Linked DNA regions of Homo sapiens: region 1 is linked to region 2. Evidence: read pairs that join two places in POLR2A ChIA-PET (ENCODE). Cell type or tissue: IMR-90. All regions are shown on one strand. Links, peaks and the distances in the headings refer to the core of each region. The heading gives the core; the rest is flanking DNA.

Region 1 (12,249 bases), core at 7,072-12,071, 110 kb after region 2:
TTGCATGTACACTATAGACAAACATATAGTTAGCCACTTTTAACCTTTGTCTATTCACAGCTACAGTTAGCCGTTTTAGGTGTCATAATCTAGTCACCTGTGCTTGCACAAAGGGATGCCCAGTTAATATTTTAATCTATATTTTTAAAATTTATGTAGTTGTATATTAGAGCATTTTTGGAAACTAACATATTTCTGTTGCAGGTAGCTAGATACACATATGCCATTGGGAACTAAACATTAACCAATCTTTGATAAAGGGTACTTAACTGTATCATTTTAATAGCATTTTAATTCTAGTCAATAAACCATTCATTAATTAAATTATTTTTTAAAGGGAATTCAAAAAATCTTCAGTGGAAACTGGCTTTAATGTAATCAATCATCCTATAAGGGTCTTCACTCTGAACCACCCATTAACAATTGCTTCAGTTGATAAGCAAGTTGGTCCTTACCCTGGACTGCCAATGCCATTAGGTCTCTGCTGGCCCTATGCTGATGGAGACTTTTTTAAGAACAGAAATGAGATTCATGTTAGTTCATGTTCAACTATAGAAAACAATGATGGTGAAACATTACCTGCTCCAAATTGGAATTTGAAACATGGAAACAGCAGTGTGGAAGAAAATTTCACAGATGAAAGTGATTTATCAGAAAATGAGAAGACAAATGATACTTTACTCAGCTATTTTAAAAAGGTGGACCTGAACTTGAAGCCAGAAACAATAAAAAATGTTGAGGAACCTTTCACCGAGGAGCCAAATGAAGTATTTCCATATCCTGATTTTCTCCCTCCTCCTTTCAGTGCTCTAGACTTGCACAATTTAGCCCTCTCCAAATCTGACAATTGGAAAGTGACAGTGGACCCTGCAGAAACCTCTGTTGAACACTTGATAACTCGTTTACTGGAACTAGAACGATTACAACATATGACTATTCAAAAAGAGAGGCCAAGACTACAAACGACTTTCTGTACTCCAGCAGTTACTGAACGACCCTCTTCCTCCAAAGCTACACCAAAAGTGAGACAGCCAAAACTTTGCGACTCTTTGAGTCTTCAGATACCTTGTGTAGATAAAAGTCAAGAAAAAAGTAAAAACAACTCTGGTTCTTGTAAGCTTGAACAAAATGCTTTAAAACGGAATTGGAGCAATGCTGGCAAATATAGATGGAATTCTAGACCACTGTCTCTAAAAAGTTCTTCCACCCCAAAACAATTGATTGAAACTTATGATAAGAATCCCAAAAGTTCTATTTTAAGTCCATGCCAAGAACTCTCATTCAAACCTACTATTGGCCATACAAATCAATCAATGGTTAAAATGGTCTCCACAAGATGTCTGCCATGGAGGTCTCCAATGCCAGTTTCACCTATACCTCTGACTTTTCCCGAAAATCAGAAGGAAGAAATTAAGGCACCGAAGAGAAACTTTGGGACCAAAAAGAAACTTTACCGACAAAATATAGTGTTGAATAGACCATTCTCTATTCAGAAGCTAAACTGTTTGTCGCCTTCCCTTATTGCTAAGGATAAGTGCTGCTCACCCATTGAACAAAAATAACTCTTTTCTTTCATACATCTCAATGTGAACACATCTACTCTAAGAAGCCCAACTAAGATATGGTTAATTATTCCAAGACACAGGTACTATTAACAGTCCCCCAAAATCACCAAACAGTTGCTTGATGTGATATGGAGTAGAACTTGTGAAAAGCACTGCTGAGATGTCTATATATAAACCCACAGGCTTCTATACTGACATATTTCACAATCTTTTGCATGTTGTGTTTCAAGTAAATGGTTCACTTGGTAGACTATTCTATTCAAAAGGCTACTCTTTTTTCAGTGATTGTTTTCCAGTATAATTCCATCAATAAATGGTATAATTGACTTATTGCAGCTGTAGTTCTTGTCATATAGTCATAAGAGTTGATTTTTTAAAAAGTCTTTCTCACTCTGGTATCATTTTTTTTTTCCTGTGCCCTCATCTCCACAGATCTATCATTTTGACCTATCCTTTGGGCATTTACTTGGCCCTTAAAAGCTAAAGAAGTTGTTGTTCTGTTAATGTACAAGATCCTCTAGATCCTCCTAGCTCCTCCCAAATCCTTAGAAATTTTCTGTCCCTGGCCTTTCTTTGTCATTTACATGAAAGATAGTTCTCTTTGGGGCCCAACTACAGGTTTAGGCTTGAAATAACCCTCTTCCACTCAGATCCAGTATTTTCTAAATGTTGAAGGAAAAATTGAGTAAGATCATTGTCCACAGAGCAGCCAAAATGTCATGTTACTAGAGTTTTTTCCAAGGCTCTGCACTGCTGGAAGTCTTAAGGCTGGTTAGTTGAAATTCATTCAGCCAACACATAACTCATTAACTAGCGAAAAAGGAAAACTATGTGACTGACAAACTTTACTGCCCCTAAGAATCAAGGAAACAAATAGAGTCCTAGCTTCTATTGCAGGCCCTCTGAAACACAATCTTTGGAATTGGGACCCATGGACACACATTATAAACAAATATTCCAGGTGATTTTAATGCAGGTGGTTCTTGGATCACACTTTGAAAGATGTAAAGGAAAGGATTGATGTAACATACATAAATTAGAGGTTCAGATATTTTGGAATATACTGTGTTTGGGTTTTAAGTGGATGGTTGGTGAATTCAAATTAATTTTTCTAAAAATTAAAAAAATACACAATTAAAACTTCAACCATTATCCAAAGGTACCAAATGAAAAGTAAGGTGGCTGTGCGTGGTGGCTCACACCTGTAATCCCAGCACTTTGGGAAGCTGAGGTGGGTGGATCACGAGGTCAGGAGTTCAAGACCAGCCTGACCAAGATAGTGAAACCCTGTCTCTACTAAAAATACAAAAATTAGCTGGGCGTGGTGGTGGGTGCCTGTAATCCCAGCTACTCTGGAGGCTGAGACAGAGAACTGCTTGAACCCGGGAGGTGGAGGTTGCAGTGAGCCGACATTGCCCATAGCCTGGGCAACAGAGCAAAACTCCATCTCAAAAAAAAAAAAAAAAAAAAAGCCGTTCCCCCCGTAACCCCACACACAAAGACAGCCACTAAATGTTTGGGTGTCATCCCTGCAAATGAGATGGAATATTGGAATATTTGAGTTAGGGATGAGTGAATTAATGAATAATTCAAATAAATGCAGAAGAGAACAACTGTAGCTTTTCCAGCTTTAGTAGCTTAAGGTTCAAAGTTTTCTTAGAGGCAGGGGTCAGAGAGCATGCTTAGTTTTTAATTTCAAAGAATTTTCTAGAATCATATAGCACAGCAATAGAAAACAAACGTAATTGGTTAGTCTTAGCATAATGAAATTTTACCTGTATCCCATACAATCAGTCCCGTTAATCCAAAGTGGTATAATATCCCTCTCATAAAAGTATATGCCAAAGTGGACTTACATTTTCACTAAATTCCAACTTGCAGTGACCTGTTTCCCACAAACCATCTTTAATTCTTACAATTCCTTCTAACTTGTGTACTGAACCTTTTTGACAAGCCCTCTGTGTCCATTCTCGTTTCTACTTTCCTTAGCTACCTGGATTCTTTCCCTCACCCCCAGGGTTATGATGTAATTTTTATTTGTAAAACCTTCAGAAAGGACATGCCTGTTTGCTCACCACTGTATCCTGGCAGGTAGTACTTGACTACCAACTGTCATGCATGACATAGTGGTTACAAGCACTAGCTCTGTCGCTAGGCTGTCTAAATTCGAACCCAGACTCCTGCCACTGAACACCTAACACCTTTAGCAGTTTCCTTAACCTCTCTTGCTTCACTTTTCTGATGGGTAAAGTGGGTAGACTGTCTTTATCTCATATAATCATGTGCGGGTTAAATGACCAGCAGCAAAAGTGCCTGGCATATACAAGTATTCACAAAATACATTAGGGAAGTAAGAATGACACAGGAGGGCAAACCATCTCGAGAATGGACCTCCTTAGCACTAGTTAGGTGCAGAACAATAATTCCTAACAATGTCCTGTTTCTTGCAGGGCATGTGCCAAGGCACAGGGAAATGGTACGGTGCAACAGACACAAACCCTTTCAGTAAGACTAGGCGTGGGAATGGGCATGGGAGATGGGACTGAGACCAGAAGTGGCAAGTTTTGTAGGGATTAGAGATGTATCATCTCAAATTTATCCTGTAGACTGACAGGGGAAAAAGACCTGGTTCAAACAGGTGAAGTGGGACCCACTTGTCTACATATGTAGTGGACAAAACTGGAGACATGAATACAAAATATTTGGCTATTTTTCATACTTGGTGGAAGTCAACGCCCACCATTATCTTTAAATAAGAAAACATTTGGCAGTTTATAACACACATATAAATTCTGTTCGGGAAAACCTAGTTTGCTGATAAATACCCATGTTTAGCTCTCCAGTCATTGATGGTCCTCAGCTCACTGGATCTTCATGAGGTTGAATCTTTCTAATTAGAGAAAGTATGTGTGGCCGGGTGTGGTGGCTCATGCCTGTAATCCCAGCACTTTGGGAGGCTCAGGCGTGTGGATCACCTGAGGTCAGGAGGCGGAGGCGAGCTGTGATCGTGCCACTGCACTCCAGCCTGGCGATAGACGGCGAGTCCGTCTCAAAAAAAAGAAAAAAAGAAAGAAAAAAAGTATGTGTGAAAGGTCCTTAACCAATACATCCTGCATACTATTTTCCCTAAAATGTACCAGATACAATAACCTCATAGCCACTTTAGATAGTTATGCAGTCTAACAAAATTATAACTGGGGCCTTTACATGAAGACTATCCAGAGCCAGTGCCATTTGACCATTTCTCAGCCCAGAATCAAGCATACTAGCTTCTACCTGCCACTCTGCGGTGGTTAGCTCCAATGGGGTGGGTGGGTGCATTCTACAAGGCCATTCTGCCTGCCTTATCTGCTTTGCATGCACTAAGATTCACAAACTACACTGTGAATCTATTTTACTCACTGTTTTGAAAAGCCAAAAACAGTTCCTTAAAAGAAGAAAATAAAGAGTGGGTATACTGAGGATAAGAGCCCAAGATTTGTCAAGCTATCATGTGAGCAATGAACCAATTTATTTTTATCATTATAAAAACAGGAGTTGGCTCATTACTTATCTGTTTCCTTTACTAGGAAAACCAAAGCAGAAATGTATGTAACAGGAACACGAATATAATACACTCTTTGGTGTTGTGCACCTAATGCTTTGAAAATGTTTTGATGTTTGTGAGGAAAATCTGAACTCAACCAAAGAAAAAAACCAGGAGACAATATGATAATAAGAGGCATATTTTATTCAGTTTCCCAGTAAGTCAATTAGAAACATGCACTGCTAAAATGCAAGTTACAATTCAAATGGTACCATAAATAATTAGAGTACACACTGAGCATTTTCAGAAATCAGCTTCCATATCTTGATCACTAAATGGAAAGGTTCTTCAGAACAGTCCCTTACCCTATATACAGAAGGAGAAGAAAAATTAAGGATGCCATAATGACATCTATCAGAATAACTGGAAAACATTTTAATTTAGCATACATTATTGACATGTAAAAAACACAAATGAATTTGTCGTGAACATTTCTATAAGGAAGACATTCCATTAGGAGGAGAATGATAAAATTCATGTTGAATATATGCTGGAACTAGGATACTATTAAGAAAGAAACACATTTATGAAGCCCAATTGGTAAAGATGTCATTATAACTAAATGAGGAAAATTACATATTTGAATATATGGCTTTCTTTCCTATCTTCAACATTCAAAAGGGCCATTTCTTAACTACTTCGCCTAAATTTTATCATGTTGATTCCTTTGTTTCATCTCAGAGATTTTATTTCTACCCCATATAGCTAGAGTTCTGCTTACAAATGATAAAATACAGGTAAAGCATAAGAGGAATGCAAATATGGAACAAAACTGAGAACATTACATTTTACTTACTCTACCACATACCATAAAACAGTACATAAATATTTCATTTTGAAAAAAAAGTCCTGAGTACTTATTTTTGTTAGGAATAAAGTGGTACTTAATAATGGCAAAACATTTCTATTATTTTAAAACAAAATTTTGAGACAGTAGAGTGAAATGAGATAGCTATCAGGGAATGAAGAAAACAGGATGTATTAATAACGATTTAAGGGTGAATATAAGATGCTCCCCCTGCTCAAAACCTCGAAATTCCAACCTCATTTCTGATGATCTTCAAGAATAAAGTCTATCCAGAGTGTAAAAAATGTCTATGCTTTCCAGATCTCAACTATTCTCCCAACCCTAGAAAAAACTGTAACATCTTTGAGAGCCGTACCTAACACTTCTATGAGCCCTCAAGTCTGACAATCACTTGATATCACTTTTGCCATAAAGTATAATAAAAGCAAAAAATTCACGGCAGATAGCATTTGAAAAGCATACAGCTACTCTAAAAGAGGAATGCACATTTATTCAGGAGCATTCACTAAATAAATTCAATCTAGTAGGTCTTGCAGAGTTCCAAATTGCACCTCAGCAAAATTACAGAGTGTAGGAAAATCATGTAACGTACATAAGACAGTTGATAGGGTTCCTTTCAAATAGGTAGTCTAGATATGCTAAATTGGGGAGTATAAAAAACCCAGAGTATCTTTTTCATTTCCCTTAAAAAAAATGGCTCTGAATATTTTGTCTACTTTAAGACTGGAACACTGGTTAATAACGAGGTTTCTACAGGGTAAGTTGGGGAACAGATACTAAAGGAGTTGAACAGTATTCTTAATATTCCAGTTTGTATTCTTTTGCATCTGCCTAAAGCTGAAGACTACTTTCAGATATATGCTATTCTGGTGGTTGCTGTTTTTCTAAGAATCCTTAACATCCAATTTTGACAACCATGTGTTATGTGGAATCTCAGCATCCAGCAGCCTTTTATATTACTAAAGTTGACCACTATTTTTATTTTAGGGGAGGAGAAACTGGGGGAGGGGAGAGGCAGGAAGTATGATAAAACAAGCACTTTACAGACGCACTCCACAACAGCACTAATTCTAAATACCAAACACCAATAAAACCCAAATCATAATGCTGAAAACTAAAAAATTAGACAAAAAATAAATGAAGGATTGTTTTTTAATAAATCTTTTATAGGACAGAAACCTTAGCTCATGTCTTCTGGTTGTCATCATCTTCCACTGAGCTGCACCTAAAACACAAAGAACAAGTAACAAGCAACTTTGTTTTTTAAAGAACAGGTAACAGTTTTGAAGGTATAAGATGAACTGTTTCTAGTGGAACTTACTTAAAAAATTACATAAAATGAAGCCATAAACATCACCAGAAGCATCAAATTGTCAACTACTTTGGGTGAAAATAACTACAAGAGACTTGAATATGCAGCATATTATCACCGAAATAAATAATGGTGGGAAAATCACTACCCATTTCATTAAGGTAGAATAGCTGCACCTGTGACGCCTTAATTAAAAGGCTTCACTCTACCTGAAGATGAAAATCACCTTGTATTTATTTTAGTAAGTCTAAACCGTGAAGAGACGGGGTGTAGGTTCAGAGGTGGCTTATTATATCATCTATCACCTTCCTGGCTGTAGTTCATTTCATGTCTTTAAATGGAGCAAAACCCACCAGAAGAATCAATGCTGCTATTCTGATTTTCCATTCTTGAATGCACCAAAATGTGCATGCTTGTTGTAATTAGGTGCCTGGGTGAATAAAAAAATCCCATTTACAATTTAAAAATATTATTTAAACCCCTAAAATCTGATTATTTTCCATATTCCTCAGGGAGACAAGCATTAATTTTACCCCCCAAACAGCAAAGATTACATATATTTCTGAAAAATTCTCTTCTACCATGTTAATAATACAAATTCCTTTGTGTTGCAAAACCAAGCTGATTTAAACGATTTTGTCTTAAATTGTTGCTAAATGTTTATCTACACATGCTGTCAGAAATAACCTTGTTAAGAAGGTGAAGCTGGTGTCTCAGCAAATCAGACCCCTTGGAGAAGGCGTCGAATGGCCTGTGCCCCGTTTTCCTTTTTCTCTTTCCGCACCATCAAAAGGAAAAGTGAGAAAATAGCAGAAACATTAGTTAAATCCTGAATTATACCCCATAACCTACAGGAATAATCTCACTACACTGAAAGCTGACAATATTTGTAGGATTTTTTGAAATAATTAGGATCCTAATTATTAATAAACTGGTAATTTTGGCTAGGTTTACATCTTTAACTAATAATACTTTCAATTAAAAACTTTCAGGAAAAAAACAAAAGGTTGCTTTTAACTATTTATGGTTTACCTGACTTACCAGCACTGAAGACAAAAACTTTTAAAAATGGCTACAAATGCCTTGTTCACAAAAGACTTTATTATCTAGTGATGCATACTGAGAACATACAGAAATCTGCATGGTCCACTTCACATGCAGTAGAACAATCTTCACTTTACAATAAGTGAGTGTCAACTGTTTTATGCAATAGACAACACTTTAAAGTCACATTCTTAAAGAAAAGCTTCATTTACAAAAGAAATAAAAGGTAAAGAAGCAATTACCGCTTTTAAAAAGCAGCTGCTTTGTTCAAGAGTGGAAGGTTTATGCCTGTATTGAAAGACAACATGATCACAAATAATGAAAACAATGAACAAATGAAAAACACTTTTACCATAAAGCAGTACACTTTCAAAATGACATACAAATAGTTAAAAATTTCATTACGTTGTCTAGCCTTTAAATATGAGGACTTTCAGAATTAGGCCTCAACATTTGTAATTAGTAAATGAAAACTACGCATCGTTTCTATGTCACTAGGAACTATATTTAACAAAATGTATATAAAGTCTATAGCAAGTTGATTTAAAAAAAGTAAAGTTAATAAGAAACAGTACACTGAAGGCGCTCTATCCATCAAGCGCGTTCTCTTCCAATTTTAAATGTGATGAACAAACAGAAATTGTAACTATGCCACAGTTGCAATGCCAAAAAATAAAACAAGATCAGTTATCACACATGCAGGGAATTCTGCCACAAAGCTAACATCCCTCATTTGTCAGTTGTTCCAATAAAATAACATCTTAAAACACCAGAGATGTTGATGGTTTAGCTTACCTTCAGTGTACTGAATGCTGCACACAACCTGCTTTAAAAGGAGACCATCCCTGCAGGCAGGCTCAAGAAGGAACAGACCCCTTTCGGCACTGACTACACCAAGGGCATGCTGCTGTGGCCTGCACACACACACCTAGGAAAACGTGAATATAAACAGCATTTATGCTGGCCATTTTATCTCAAGACCAAAATGAAGCCAAGTCTGCTAAGAACAAATCAACCACCCAATATTACTACTCATTTCATAACAGATGCTTTTGTCTTTATGTGAACTGCAACCATATACATTAGCACTGTAATTTTGTGCAGTCTTGGCAATTTAAAACAGTCTACAGTGAAATTTCACGTAAGACACAAAACAGATTAACTAACATCTCTAAAAGAAATATCACCCTTGGTGTTAATTCAAATATATCATGCTTCCTCAAATTTGCTGGAGAAATATTTATAAGTTTATATACATTAATAAACTGCTGTGAAATTTCTTCAGTCTTTGTATTTACTCAAACCCTTGGAGTTTCTTCATCTTGTTTAAATTTTTTCCTGGATGAAGGCGTGCTGTAGGGCCTGGTTGATGCTAATTCGTTTAGCTGGGTCCAACATCAGAATCTGGTCCAACAAGTCCTTTAGCTGGTGTACTTTCTTACGTTGGTCTTCAGGAAGTCTCTGGCACCCAATCAAGTCAGCCAACAGGTCCTTAGTTGGATTAATGGTGCTCATAACAGTAACTTTCTCCTAAAAATAATTTTTAAAATGCGTATCTCTAAATAAGTTACTAAGCATATACAACTTAAATCAGATTGTTTTGGGGTCTATCAAAAATATTAAAAACATGCATATACATACAAAATATATACACACAGTGCACATTTTGGGCAATGACAGACTGCATATATGACAGTGGTCCCTTAAGATTGGAATACCGTATTTTTGCTCTCCCTTTTCTATGTTTAGATACATACATACACTTACCACTTGCAAAAGTGCCTACAGTATTCAGTCCACCAACTTACAGTTCAGGCCTAGAAGCAAAAGGCCATACTACTTACCCTAGATGTGTGTGAGTGTATGCTGTGGTTATGTGACGCATGACTGTATCATCATCATCTATTCATTTAAAACTTTGCTGTGGTTTCCTCTATGCTGTACATCTTTTTAAAAGGTAACCAAAAAACTTAAATGAAAAAGTTGATGCCAACTCTGGGCTGGGCGCGGTGGCTCACACCTGTAATCCCAGCACTTTGGAAGCCCAAGGTAGGTGGATCACTTGAGCTCAGGAATTCGAGACCAGCCTGGGCAACACTGCAAAACCCATCTCTACTAAAAATACAAAAATTATCCAGGCGTGGTGGCACACAATTGTAATCCCAGCTACTCGGGAGGCTGAGGCATGAGAATTGCTTGAACCTGGGAGGCAGAGGTTGCTGTGAGCCAAGATCGTGCCATTGCACTTCACCCTGGGTGACAGGTGACAGAGCGAGACTCAGTCTCAAAAAAGAAAAAAAAAGTCAACTCCAAGTTAGCAATGAAAATTTACAATAAGATAAGCATGAGCTGTTTGCACTGTACTTTCCCTACCTTGAAGTGGTAAGTGACAGACATGTGAATAAGTTAATACCCTGAAGTATTATTAAGTGCTCTGACAAAGACAGGGACATATGCTATAATAATGGGACAAAAATAAGGAAATCATTACTTCAATCTGGGAGTTTTCAAAAGGCTCATACAGAATGTGTATTTCAGCTGAGGCTTGAAGATGATACATTTTTTAGGGGGTTGGGGGTGAGGCAGCACAGGAAATGACTAAGCTCAGGGAGGTCTGTTAGCAAAGGCACAAAGGTCTGAACCAGCACGCCTTCTGGCCAAATGTGGAAAGGTGGGGGTTCTGAATGTACTGAAGAGAGGTCTGAAAACTGAAGAAAGCAGTTGGATTTGTCATTCTGAGGAACTTAAATATTATTTCATAGGTAACAGGGAGCCAACAAAGGTTTTTAAGCAGGGATAGGAACATGACCAGATATGTTTTCAGAAACATCACTCTAGCAGCAATAAGAAAGCTGGATGGGAAGCCAGACCAAGAAAGTAATCCAAAGAAGATGTGACGAGGGCCTAAATATGACCTATAATAAAAATAAATTAATTATGCTAGAAAAACATTTTAAAATCCCTCCATCTTTTCCATGGTCTGATGTGTTTTATTTAGGAATTGGTCGACAGCAAAAAGGAAATACTTACTTTTGGGTTTTTGTTTTTTTTTTAATTCACCAGCTCGTATGATTTAGTACTCAGTTAACAATAAAATAACTATTGCATGCTGCATTTAAAACACTTACCCTCTCTGTTACTTTATCAACTTCTATGTACATGAAGTTGAGATTTTGATCAAAATGCTGATCTTTGAACACACCTTTTCGAATCATCTACAAAACAAAACAAAAACTTGGGTTTTGAACTATTATGAAACAGGCCTACTAACAATTTAATTAATATACAATAAGTCAAATAAGTATGTTATTTAGTCTCTGTAGGTTTGTTTGATCTCAGATTCCCTTGATCCCAGGAATTCATTAACATCTTTGCAAAAGCAAATACCAATGCTGTACCTAAAACTACTTAATAACATGAAATTATATTTGTCCAGGCAGTGACTTAAAACAATTATAACATCAAATTGTCCTTTCACTATTTAAAATTGGAGAGTCAACAAAGACTTTAAATTATTTCTTCCTAAAAATATCACAAAACTCAGGTTTTTTCTCCTTGGCAGTTAGGGAACCTAATGCCACTTTACTAATTATGTTCCAACAGCCCTGATACAGGTCAGACTTCATTAAAACTAATACCAACATAGCTCATTTTTATGTAACTTATTCTAAAAAAAGTCCAACCTAATAGAATTTGGACAATATGTACAAATCAGCCTGGTCAACATAGTGAAACTCCATCTCTACAAAAAAATTATTAAATAAATTAACTGGTTGTGGTGGCACATGCCTGTAGTCCCAGCTACATTGGAGACTGAGGCAGGAGAACTGCTTGAGCCCAGGGGTTCGGTTCAAGGCTGCAGTGAGCTATAACTGTACTCCAGTCTGGGACACAGAGCAAGATCCAGTCTCAAAACAACAACAACAACAAAACA
Region 2 (12,249 bases), core at 4,935-9,934:
ATATTCTGAATATTGCCTCCAACAATTTGGAAGGACTATGTTGGGAGGATAGAGAAAGGGATTCGGAGATGGGGACATTGTAAGAAAGCTAAATCTTCATTTGCTACAATAGGAAGTCAGTAGATAATGTCTAAATTTTGGAAATAATTAGATGTGTAAGGGCCAGAGAGACAGATAAAAGAATTGAAAGTGCTTGTCCTTAGAGTGGAAATGTGGAGAGAGTGGGGAAGGGAGAGATGGAAACACTGCATTTTACAAAAGCCTGTTAGAACTATTTGAGTTTTTACAATTCTGTGCTGACATTACTTTGATAAAATAAAAATCAAGTAAGTAAACAATAAGTGAAATGAGAAAAAAGTCTAAAAGAACATAAACCAAAATAGTAACAGTGTCTCCAAGTAATGTGATTATAAGTCATTAGTTTTGTTTCTTTTTTCTCCTCTGATTTTTCTACAATGAACATTTTTAACAATTAAAAGATCCAGTTTATTATTAAGCAGAATATTTTATTTATGTGAGGTCATAATTGTTTTCTGTGAACTCCCGAGGGAACTGTTACAGGTTGCTCAGCAATGAAATCAGAGCTCAGGAAGCTCCAAGTTGGGGTCTGGCAGAAGTGACACTGCTGGGCCAGAACAGGGCAACAAGTGATCCAAGCAATGTCCATAAGGGCAGGCCAGGCGCTCATTTCCGAAGGGGTCAGTGTACAAGTCTGATGGGGAGGCATGGGCACAGAGTGCGGGCGGGCACATGTGGAAGCCAGGCAGAGGCTGGGCACCTAAAAGCCCAGCAGCAGACAATCACGTTTCACATACACAAGAGGCTCTGCCTTTCAGGCTGTAGACGCCCAAGCAGGATCTGGTTTCAGGGAGCTTCGCTTAAGCTGGAAAACCTGCATGTCTGCTTAACTTAGGGGCTTCCATAGCTGCCTGTTCATGTTTGTGCTGCCTGAGCCAACCAATAGGCTGTGACCTATGTCAATCAATCAGAACTCAGCAAGTATTGACCAATCAGAACTCACCAAACATGAACCCGTCAGAACTAAGCAAGTTTGAATCCTTTATTTGACTAAGTGGACCTGAGTGGAACCTGGATGGGATCTTTCACTATAAAAGAAAAATCTTTCCTTTGCTCTCTTACCAGGAGAAACTAGATGGTTAGGCAAGCAACCCATCTGCCCTGAATGAATTCAGAAAAAGCCAACATGGGAAACTGGGGGATCTCTCTAAGGTCCAAACTCTGGGATTCCTGGCAGTGAGAGACTTCGGGGTGACTCAGGGAGCCCAGCCATTGCAACCAAGCCCCTGGGAACTATGCCCAGAGTTGTCAATTCATTATACCCTGTGTTAGTTCCTACAGCTGCTGTAACAAAGTAGCATAAACGAGCATATAAACAACAGCAATTTATTGTCTCACCATTCTGGAGGCTAGAAGTTCAAGATCAAGGTGTCAGAAGAGCCATGCTCCCTCTGAAGGTGCTACAGAAGGATCTGTTGCAGGCACCTCTCCTAGCTTCTGGTAGTTCCTTGGCTTGTGGCAGCATAACTGCAATCTTCACGATTGCTCACTCTCTCTCTCTCTCTGTCTCTCTCTGTCTCTCTGTCTCTCTTTCTCTCTCTCTCCCTCTGTCTCTATCTCTCTTTCTTTCTCTATGTCTGTCTCTCTCTCTCTCCGTCTCTCTCTTTCTCTGTCTCTCTCCCTCTCTCTCTGTCTCTCTTTCTCCCTCTGTGTGTGTGTGTTTCTGTCTGTCTGTCTTCAAGTCCAAATTTCACTTTCTCATAAGAACACCTGTCATATTTGGATTAATGGCCCACCCTATTTCAGTATGACCTTATTTTAACTTTATTAATCACATTAATGAAGTAACCCTATATTTACAGTAACCCTATATTCAGACAAGGTCACATTCTGAGGTCATGGGTGTTAGGTCTTCAATATATAAATTTGGGGAGGTGGGACACAATGCAACCCATAATACAGTCCCAGAGTGATATAGGTATTAGAGTTTGGATTCAGCCTCAAACAGAAGGTGGGGCATACCAGTGGATCCAATTTCAAGGAGCTGAGGAAAACCACGGCAGAATAAAAGAGCAAAGCCATATACCACCCTTCGGTGCATATATGAGAATGAATGAATGTATATAGTATTACCCATTTGACTTCAGGTGTGACATGGAAGTATGGTACAGTAGGATGACACAAAGGAGTTGTCATTAGCATCACTGCTGAGATCATCATCAAAATCACAGCCAACAAGTCCTCAGCACCTACCTAAATGAACTATTTTACATGACTCGACACAGCTAATCCTCAACTTGGACCAGTGGGATGGGTATGACTTTTATCCTGTGAACAAAATTCTCTGAAAGAGAATTTAGAGGAAAGAGACTTTATTCCAGTAACAGTTGGCAAACCGAAGAGACACAGCCTTCAGTGTAAAATGAAGGTACGTTCCAGAGAGCAAAGGGAAGGTTTTTCTTTTATAGTGAAAGATCCCATCCAGGTTCCACTCAGGTCCACTTAGTCAAATAAAGGATTCAAACTTGCTTAGTTCTGACCGGTTGATGTTTGGTGAGTTCTGATTGGTCAACACTTGCTGAGTTCTGATTGGTTGACATAGGTCACAGTCTATTGGTTGGCTCAGGCAGCACAAACATGAACAGGCAGCTATGAAAGCCCCTAAGCAGACATGCAGGTTTTCCAGGAACTCCAAGTATGTGTGCGACCTCTAGTAAGCAAATGGCCACTTGGCTCTTTTGAAATTAGGCTATTAGCCACTCAGGATTCATCCGAGGGATTGGCTCTTTCAAGGTTCACATTCCCCCCACGCCCCCCGTTTATCAAAACCTGTCAGCAGACAGCACTGATGATTGATTAGGTTGGTTGCATCCCATCATCGTGCTAGAGTGGCTGGCAACCTGTTCCAGATTCTTCTAGTCCCGTGCAGAGATCCTTTGACAAGGCAGTGATCAACTGAGCAACTAGAGCCATTTACTTATGAGAGGCACTCAGGCACCTGTTAAATATGAATTAACATCTCTTGGCTTAAGCTGGCTTCCGTTTCCAGCTGGAATGAGTCTAAAGTCTCAAGGTCTTGGGTCAGCACGATCCTGGTGAGGGTCTCATGCAGATATCTGTTAAAGCAGGCTACAATGATTTTAAAGAGGAGCCAAATGCTTAGCCCAAGGAGATTCATTACAATTTGTAGGGCAGAACACAGAAGGAATCCTATACCAGAAGAAGCCGGCTGAAAATATCTGGAAATTGGAATTCTAATCCAGCAAGCCCAGCCAGGAGGCTTTCTGAAGGTGTCCTTTTCAGACAGCCAGCTGTAGGATTTGGCCAACTTTGGATCTCAGATGCTTCTAATTCAACCTGAATGGAAGTATTTACCCAGGTGCAGCAGGAAGTGTTAGTGACAGCATAAACACCACCACATGCAACGAGGAGACCGTCTAATGCAATGTGGTTGTGCAGGATCGCATGGGCAAGGGAATCTGGAAATCTCTGTTGTGCCCTGATGGTACAGGCAGTGGAGTGGGCAATTCTGCGAACCATGCAGGAAAGGTTTCTGATCCTATATTCATTCCAAGCAGGGTCTAGCCCAAACCAGGACCCCAGAATCCCTTCCCATTTAGATCCTTCACTAGAGTTAAGCCTACCAGGTAAATCACATCCTTAGGAGTATCCACAGCTATCATCTTTATAATCTGAGGGGCTATCACCAGCATAGTCATCAATTATTGGTAGAGCTCTTTTGGCCCTGGGATGTAGACTCTACATTCCCTGAGTTAGAGACTTAATAACAGTGACAGGAGCAATGGCTTGACCCAGAAAGCAAATGCCTGTGTTTTCTCAGGACCCGAGGCAGGGGTAGAAAAACTCTTTTTGGCTGACGTAGCTGCAGCCAAAAACACAGCCTGAAGGGGCACGTAATTATCCTGAGAGGTTATGAAAATTCAAGGAGCTGTTTACAGGCAAGAGAGGGTATGTGGTCAAACCAAGTACCTGTCTTAGGTAATGACAGAGTGGTGTGATCCAACCGGCAGATTTGGGGAGCCATAGAGGAGACTCTTAAGCTTTCTTTGGTATATTCTGCAGAGAGAAGTGTTACTAAGTGTTCTGTTTCTATGGGATTTGGCAAGACACAGAGGAGGGGGGTGGTGAGTATTCAGAAGAAGGGGAGGAAATGCAAGGTAGGGTAATAGGAAGGTATTTATGGGATATACCAGTGAGGAGAAAACAAGGATGAACCTCAGGAGCATGAATATGCACCCAATAGGCAACAGCAAGTGGATCAAACAGGAGTACCAAGCAACTGAGCACATTAGGGAAGCTGGTCACTGGGATGATTATAGGATTCCTGTTTCCTCCGATGACTTCGGCAGGGGGAAAGGTGACATATCCAACACTCAGTTAGGTTGCCTGCAGAGGCAAGGATTGGGATTGCTGTACCTAGGCATTATCTTCCCACGAGTAGGAGGAACTGAAAAGCAGAGTTGAGAAAGAAAGGACAAGGAAGAAGTACAGCATGGTGTAAAAAGAGGGGATTATAAAGAGTCCAGCAAGGCAGTGAGTCCCATGGCGTGTCTAAATAGTGGAATATATGGAACTACCCCAGAGTGGCATAAGACACCCAGGAGGCATAAGATTCTCAAAGCTATGATAATTAAAATAATTGCAAAGTAAACATAAGGACTAGGCATGTTAGCTCAAGATAAGAAAGAGGTTATACAGGCCTGCTCTGGTATCTTGGGAGAAAGCAGTCTACCCCAGATGTTGTCTTCTTCTTGTCCTGGTGGCTGTAGTTTGATTAACTTGAGCTTGATATCAGTGACCAGTTGGGCGGTTCACTTGGTAGAAGGATCAAGAGCCTTCTTTTTAAATGAGAAATATGGATCCATGACTCAATGCTCTGTAATTTAGCAGCACATGGGTTGGTTAAAAGTACCTGATAGGGTCCCCTTCCCATGAGGATGGAGGGAATTCTTAACTTGGTGTCTTTTCCATGAATTTCCTTGACAAAGCAGCAAATTTTTAGACTGTAACTGATTATAAATAGCTTTTTTAGAAGGATAAAAGTAAAACCATAATTGTCAGTGGATTACATAAGACTTAGAATGGCCATAGTTAAAGATGCAATTGAGAAAGAAATTTGATTAATTCTGTGACATACAAGTTAATAATAATCAAAATCATGACTGATGGTACATATCATAACAGATCAGAATCTTAGGAATCACATATAATTTTGGAACATATATGAATAATGCATTATACAAATATAACTTAAAAGAAATTAAACACTATTTCTTGTTTGATAATGCTTCCCACATGACTTGCCCAATAAGCCTAATCATTTAATATCTCTACAAGATGAAAAATACATTATTTGATGCTCTCCAGGGACCCTACTGGCAAATCCTAAAGTTAATTTTAGATCAAAAATACTTAATTTAGAATCTTGTTCCTGGGGAAAACCCACCAAATATGTAAAACGGTTCAAAATACTTGATCAAAACAGAATCACAGGTCACTACTAAATAGTAGTTATTCATTTAACCAGAGTGATAATAAAAAGACTTAAAAAGCAATAAAGAATGTTACATGGATATAAAAACTCTAACCTTTAAAAGCTCAGTTTTCTTTTTTTTTTTTTTTTTTTTTTTCCGAGACGGAGTTTCAGAGTTTCATTCTTGTAGCCCAGGCTGGAGTGCAACGGCATGATCTCGGCTCACTGCAACCTCCGCCTCCCAGGTTCAAGCTATTCTCCTGCTGAGCTCAGCCTCCCAAATAGCTGGAACTACAGGCACACGCCACCATGCCCAGCTAATTTTTGTATTTTCAGTAGAGATGGGGTTTTGCCGTATTGGCCAGGCTGGTCTTGAACTCCTGACCTCAGGTGATCCACCCACCTTGGCCTCCTAAAGTGCTGGGATTACAGGCGTGACCCACCATGCCTGGCCAGTTTTCCTTTTTTTTAGAGACAGGGTCTCGATCTGTCACCCAGGCTGGAGTACAGTGGTGTGTTCACTGCAGCCTCAAACTCCTAGGCTGAAGTGATCCTCCTGCCTCAGCCTCCCAAGTAGCTATTAGTTTTCCTAAGTAACCAAAAATTCAATAAAGATAACATGAAACATAAGAAATTATCTTAGTAAACACAGAGTCTTTGTTTTCTAGGTCAGTTACCTAAAAGTAAAGAAAAAACCTCCTGTAGGTTTTTTAGATAAACTGAAAGTTAACCTGGTACTTGAATTTAATCAGACACAGGAAGAGTGTGTCCAGGGTTATGAATGTACTCATATTATAGAGGGATGTAAACAAGAAAACTAGTACCTTGAGCAGGGAAACTCATGGCTTTTAGTGACAGCATGGGAAGTTTCCTGGTTACATGGAACAACTCAAACACATCAAGAAAACCCAACAATACAGAATCAAGTTACACTGAAGGTAACATTGTTTCTCTAGACCTTCAAGGTAAACGTTTCAGCATCAGGCCACAACAGCAGTTAGAACTGGAGAAAAAAGTTACAGTAGCTGAAGAAAAGGTTGAAGAAAAAAGATATTACCCGAGCCAAGCAAAAAGATAGACCTTTTCAAGGTTAGAAAGAAGAGCTGCATTTCTTTTTTTTTTTTTTTTTTTTTTGAGACGGAGTCTTGCTCTGTCGCCCAGGCTGGAGTGCAATGACGCGATCTCGCCTCACTGCAACCTCCACCTCTCAGGTTCAAGCGATTCTCCTTCCTCAGCCTGCTCAGTAGCTGGGATTACAGGCGCCCACCACCACACCCAGCTAATTTTTGTATTTTTAGTAGAGGCGGGGTTTCACTGTGTTGGCCAGGCTGGTCTCGAGCTCCTGACCTCAGGTGATTGGCCTGCCTCAGTCTCCCAAAGTGCTGGGATTACAGGGGTGAGCCACTGCATCCAGCCGAAGAGCTGCATTTCTAACCTGAAACTAGAGAAGTTAGATAGATCTCAGGAAGAAATGTGGCAGAAATAGAAACTGTTGTAGTTCAGAGGGTGGCTGTTAAAAAACAGATTTCAGAATTAAAAAATCAAAACCTCTTGCAATTTTTTTTTTTTTTGAGATGGGGTCTTGCTCTGTCGCCCACGCTGGAGTGCAGTGGCGTGATCTCGGCTCACTGCAACCTGCGCCTCCTGGGTTCAAGCAATTCTCCTGCCTCAGCCTCCTGGTAGCTGGGATTACAGGTGCACACCACCGTGCCCAGCTAATTTTTGTATTTTTGGTAGAGACAGGGTTTCACCACGTTGGTCAGGCTGGTCTAGAACTCCTGACCTCATGATCTGCCCTCCTCGGCCTCCCAAAGTGCTGGGATTACAGGCGTGAGCCACAGCTCCTGGCCTTAATGTATTCATTCTTAACAATTTGGAAAATTCCATGAGACGTTAGACAATTCTAGCCATCATCTCAAGTTAAATTTTCTATTAACCATTTCTACATTACTTGTCTGTTAGGCACATATCATGAAAGCAAGAATCTTAACATTAAATACATGCATATTTTGCTGATAACTCAGAAGATCTTGTTACTTTTATTAAACAAACAGTATTAAACTAGTGTTAGTTGCCAAAAGTTGACTAAAGTCACATGAACTTGAAAAGCATTTGGGCTTATTTACTTAATTTATGAATACTCACATTTATTTAAAAGTCAATGTGGGGCCAGGCCCGGTAGCTCAACAAAAACACACGAACGAACAAACGAAGTCAACTTGGTATTATGTAGACAACATACGAACAGACATGCATACACCTGTATACATAAAAATATATACAGACACAAATAAAGATTGTATGGCTTTAATTTTAAAATTTTAGCCATGTGTCAGGTATAACTTACTTGTTTAAATGGACGGTTGGATTCTAACTATGTCTCTGTAAATGGAACAGGTTAAAATTTATGTCTCACATGGCCAAAGCCCTTACTGAGTTTTAGAGAAAACAGGGTAGCAATTTACATGTCAAATAACTGAGAGAACCTAAGCTTTGTCAAGAAGGAGTTTGAGTGTGTTACAGGAGGATTACAATGGGTGCCAAGATAACCTAAAATTACAGGAATTTATCACAGGATTTTATGAGGAAAAATAAAGATGAGCCTAGACAAAGTTTAGAAATCTTTTCAAAATAATCAGCTGAAGGCCAAAAAAAAATCATATCCTGGAGACCAATTTAGTTATGTGATTTCTAACTTAGTCTCCATTTTCTAACTGTACTGCTGAGCTCAGGGCTGCCAACTCAAGCATTAGCCCCCCACTTCAAGAGAAGGAAATAGGGGCTTGATAGGCCTCTAAGGAGTTCCTTTCCAGGAGGTGCATTGTATGGGAACCGATGGAACACACGAAAAACAATGATTGTCAGTCAGGACCCCCCAGTTGGAGGGATAGAGATTTAGGAACCATCACAGGTTGGTCGGCTCCTGCAACCATCCAGATGAGTTCAGAACTCTGGCAGGGACACTCCAGAGTATCAGGGTTAAGGACAGTGGCTCAATGTCAACTAGAGCTCTATTCCCAGAATGTCCCTGGATCATCCCTTGTCCTGCTTGAGGGTAGAGGGCCAGGGACTTTATCAAGATTTAATTGCAGCCTTCATTTGTATTTGGGGCAATCCTTTTTAAAATGTCTGGAACATCTTCTGAAAACACACTTTTTTTTTTAAATTTTGGTTTTGAAGAATGGGCATGTTTGAGGTGTCCCTTGCTAATTGTTGTAACTGAAGGACCATTAACTTAGCAGCCTTCTCTTGACAGTCTAATGCTCAAGTAGCCCTAGATTCTTTATTCTTTTCTAAAGTTTTGGATAATGAATTGGCCAAAGAGGCTATTTCATAAGGTTACTTTACAGCCCAGTTAAGGTCAAGCTGTTTTACCAGGGTACTGAGAGCTTCAGAAAGACCAGCCCCAAAAAAAAAAAAAAAAAAAAAAAGGAATTAAATAAATGGAATGTTTCATCATTTAAATATTTGATCTCCAAATTTTGTTGGAAAGTCTGTTCAAATTTATCAAAATAATCAAGAATGGTCTCATCCTTTTTTTGTGTAAACGGTGTATGGCTTTTCAGTTTATCTGATGGGGAAAAAATAGGGGAATGGCTTTTAGTAATTTGGTATCCTGTTTCTGTGCCTTATCAAATCCTTGGGCACCGGTCTGCTTAAAGTCCTCAGAGTCTTTCCCATTCAGCAGCTAACAGCTGATCAAGATTGATAAGCCCTAATGATTAGGCTACAATGTTACTCAAATTCAAGGAAGTTAGTCTTCAAGGGACTAGGGAAATGTTTTACTAGGGCCAAAAGTTCTGACATGGACTAAGGAGCGTGGAATTTGCCAATTTCTACTCCCCATTATTTGGGCCTTAAAAGGGGCTGAGTCTGGAGGAAGTGGAAATGTCAGAAGAGAAAAAGAGGAATTCAGAAAGCGTGAAAGAGGAAGGAGGGAGTGAAAGGTAAAGTAGAGGCCTTGTAAAAGATGCAGCAGACAGGCAAGGTGACAGGAGAGGTGAGCTAGCAGAAGAAGGGTCTTAGGTTTTTCTGCAGCTTTAGTTTCAGTCTCCCAAGTGCTAATCTCTTTTTAATTCATTAAGATGTTTGCCTAATTTGGAATTGCTTTCTTTAAGGGAAGCATAGTAGCTCTTGATTTTATTCGAAACTCTAAAAGTACCAACTTGAAAAGGCTTTTCATTATCTCTGGGAAGTTCAGTGTTTTCTTTGTTCTAATTGTGAGCACAGATAGGCAAGTTTTAGAATTTCAAAAGAACCCCATCTTGGCCAACAAAGTTTTTAGATCATCCCAGGTAATTTTTGTCCAGAGACCTAGCCAATTACAACTCTCTGGAACATAATTTTTGCTCATAAAGCCAGTTGGAGTGCCAGAGGGCAGCTGATCATCAGGGAAACACAGAAATCACGGGTTACCCATTGCACTAAGCTGATGAAGGCATCCCTCTAGCGCACCTTAGAGTGTCCTCACAAAACCTGATGGAACAGCTGGGTCTGCAACCTTATGAAGAGGCCACCTCTGCAAACCAGATGGAGAGGCCCCCCTTCCTGGGGAGGTCTCTTTCAGGGTCCAGATGAAGAGGACTGGCTGAGGAGGTTAAATAAAGGCTCTGAGGCTTAGATCAAAAGCATGGGAGAAGTGCGCGGTGGTTCACACCTGTAATCCCAGCACTTTGGGAGGCCAAGGCAGGTGGATCACCTGAGGTCAGGAGTTTGAGACCAGCCTGACCAACATGGCAAAACCCCGTCTCTACTAAAAATACAAAAGTTAGCTGGGCATGGTGGCACACGCCTGTAATCCCAGCTACTTTGGAGGCTGAGGCACAAGAATCACTGGAACCTAGGAGGGAGAGGTTGCAGTGAGCCGAGATCATGCCACTGCACTCCAGCCTGGGCAACAAGAGTGAAACTCCATCTCAAAAAAAAAAAAAAAAAAAAGGCATGGGAGGTCTGAATTCAAGAGGGCTTACCTGAGGCTTCCTGGCATCTCTGAGAAGACAACTGAACTCAAAGGACCCTTGAAGATCCCAATGTGTTGGTTCAGGACAGCATCAGGAGAAGAATCAGTGTTGCTTGAATTCCACTTCTGATTCCAAAGAATGTGAACAAAACTTCTCTGAAAAGGAATGTAGAGGAAAGAGACTTTATTCCAGTAAATTTTTCATACCAAAGAGACACAGCTTTCATGTAAAGTGAAGGTGCAGTCCAGAGAACAATGGGAAATTTGACTTTTATAGAGGAAGTTCTAACCCAGGTTCTCACTAAAGTCCACATATACACATGAAACATTTAAATGTGCTTAGTTATGATTGTTTGACGTTTACTGAGCTCTGGTTGGTTAATGTAGGTCACAGCCTATTGGTTGGTTCAGGCAACAAAAATAGGAACAGGCAACTATGAAAGTCTCAAAGTTATGCAGACATGCAGGTTTTCATGGAACTCAGAACACGTATGTGACCTCTAGTCAGCAAATGGTCACTTGGCTCTTACTGAATTTAGGCCCAGTCACCCAGTCAGGATTCATCTTGAAGGATTGGCCTTTCAAGGTTTGCAATCCGCCTTTTCATAAATGAGGAAACTGAGACTCAGAAAGATTGAGTAGTTTTGTCAATCCACCAGTGATTAATGACATAATACAGGATTGCTGTCTGTCTGTCTGGCTCTAAAGCCTGTGCTCACCACAGCCACTCTGCTTGTGTGGATTCCCATTGAAGTAAATGGCTGCCTGGATCTCTGAAAGAAGAAGCGACATTGAATGGAGGCCGTGCTGGGATTGATTGTGGATGTCTGCCATGGACAGGAATGTGGGAAGTTGGGGTGTGTGTGCTGTGTCTATGCCATGCAGTGGAAAGAGCTCTCGACAAGGACTCCAGAGAGCTTGGCTCTTGACCTGACTTTCAGTTTATGGGCTACAGTTGCCACTCATCTGTGTATCAATGGCCTCACTCACTAAACAAAAAAAATAAGAAGATGATTTCAAATTTCCATTTTGCCCTAAAATTCTATGGCTTTTATATAGCTATTTTATTTATTTATTTATTTAATGAGACAATGTCTCACTGTTGCCCAGGCTGTAGCACAGTGGCACATTCTGGGCTCACTGCAACCTCTTCCCCTCAGGCTCAAGCAATCCTCCTGCCTCAGCCTCCTTATTTCTATGAGTATAGGCACACACCACCGACAAAGCTAATTATTTAAGGTTTTTGTAGAGACAAGGTCTCACTATATTGGCCAGGCTGGTCTTGAACACCTGGGCTCAAGCCATCCTCCTGCCTTGGCTTCCCAGAGCGTGGGGATTACAGGCATGAGACGCACGGCTGGGCCTGTGGCTTTTATAATGAAAATAATTGAATTACTCCTCCTTTCTACTGAGAAACAATGTATAAATGTATTAAATTTACATATAGGTGCATAGCTGTACATAAAAGAAAAAGAGATTTTTATAGAAAAAACAAATATTTCTATCTGAACAGGATTACCTAGAGAAGTTGCAGGATGTCTTTCTCAAAAAATGTTTAAGTTTGTAAGAAAATACCTGTCTGCCTGTTAACAAGAGCCTTCTGGATGACCAGGATTCAGAATCATGTGGATGACCCGTGTTCTTGGGTAAAAGCTCTGGAGCGCTCATCAATAGCCCACGAGCACTTACGAATGAACTCCACCATCATTCATTGTTCAGTTTGGGGATGAGTGAGCCTAGGTGGGAGGCCATTTGCATTCATCCAAACCAGACTGTA

Evidence for each region. ChIA-PET counts read pairs that join two places held together with the same protein. Peaks named below come from ENCODE experiments on the same cell type or tissue, not always from the same donor. Only the 100,000 strongest peaks of a DNase experiment are listed, where the experiment ranks them.
Region 1: POLR2A ChIA-PET joins it to region 2 with 6 read pairs; 2 of 35 experiments call an interaction of 5 or more read pairs at or near these places.

Annotation. Positions count from the first base shown.
Region 1 is chr6:4,058,009-4,070,257 of GRCh38, reverse strand. It overlaps PRP4K (pre-mRNA processing factor kinase PRP4K), which reads right to left. Exons shown (of 15, transcript NM_003913.5): 14 at 11,444-11,530; 15 at 5,275-9,845. The coding sequence ends at 9,642. FAM217A (family with sequence similarity 217 member A) reads left to right here. Exons shown (of 7, transcript NM_173563.3): 7 at 338-1,891. The coding sequence ends at 1,562. Among named protein-coding and RNA genes, the nearest start is that of FAM217A, 15 kb to the left of the region's middle. RefSeq lists an enhancer at 10,769-11,063. In IMR-90, for the core only: a CTCF peak has its summit at 10,985; DNase peaks (open chromatin) are centred at 10,177 and 10,927; H3K27ac peaks cover 607 bases.
Region 2 is chr6:4,169,534-4,181,782 of GRCh38, reverse strand. LOC124901246 (a long non-coding RNA gene) reads right to left here. Exons shown (of 5, transcript XR_007059416.1): 3 at 10,483-10,628; 4 at 7,658-7,772; 5 at 2,374-4,915. Among named protein-coding and RNA genes, the nearest start is that of ECI2-DT, 40 kb to the right of the region's middle. RefSeq lists a cis regulatory region at 4,495-4,974 and an enhancer at 11,986-12,249. In IMR-90, for the core only: no CTCF peak of the experiment used is centred there; a DNase peak (open chromatin) is centred at 7,522; H3K27ac peaks cover 302 bases.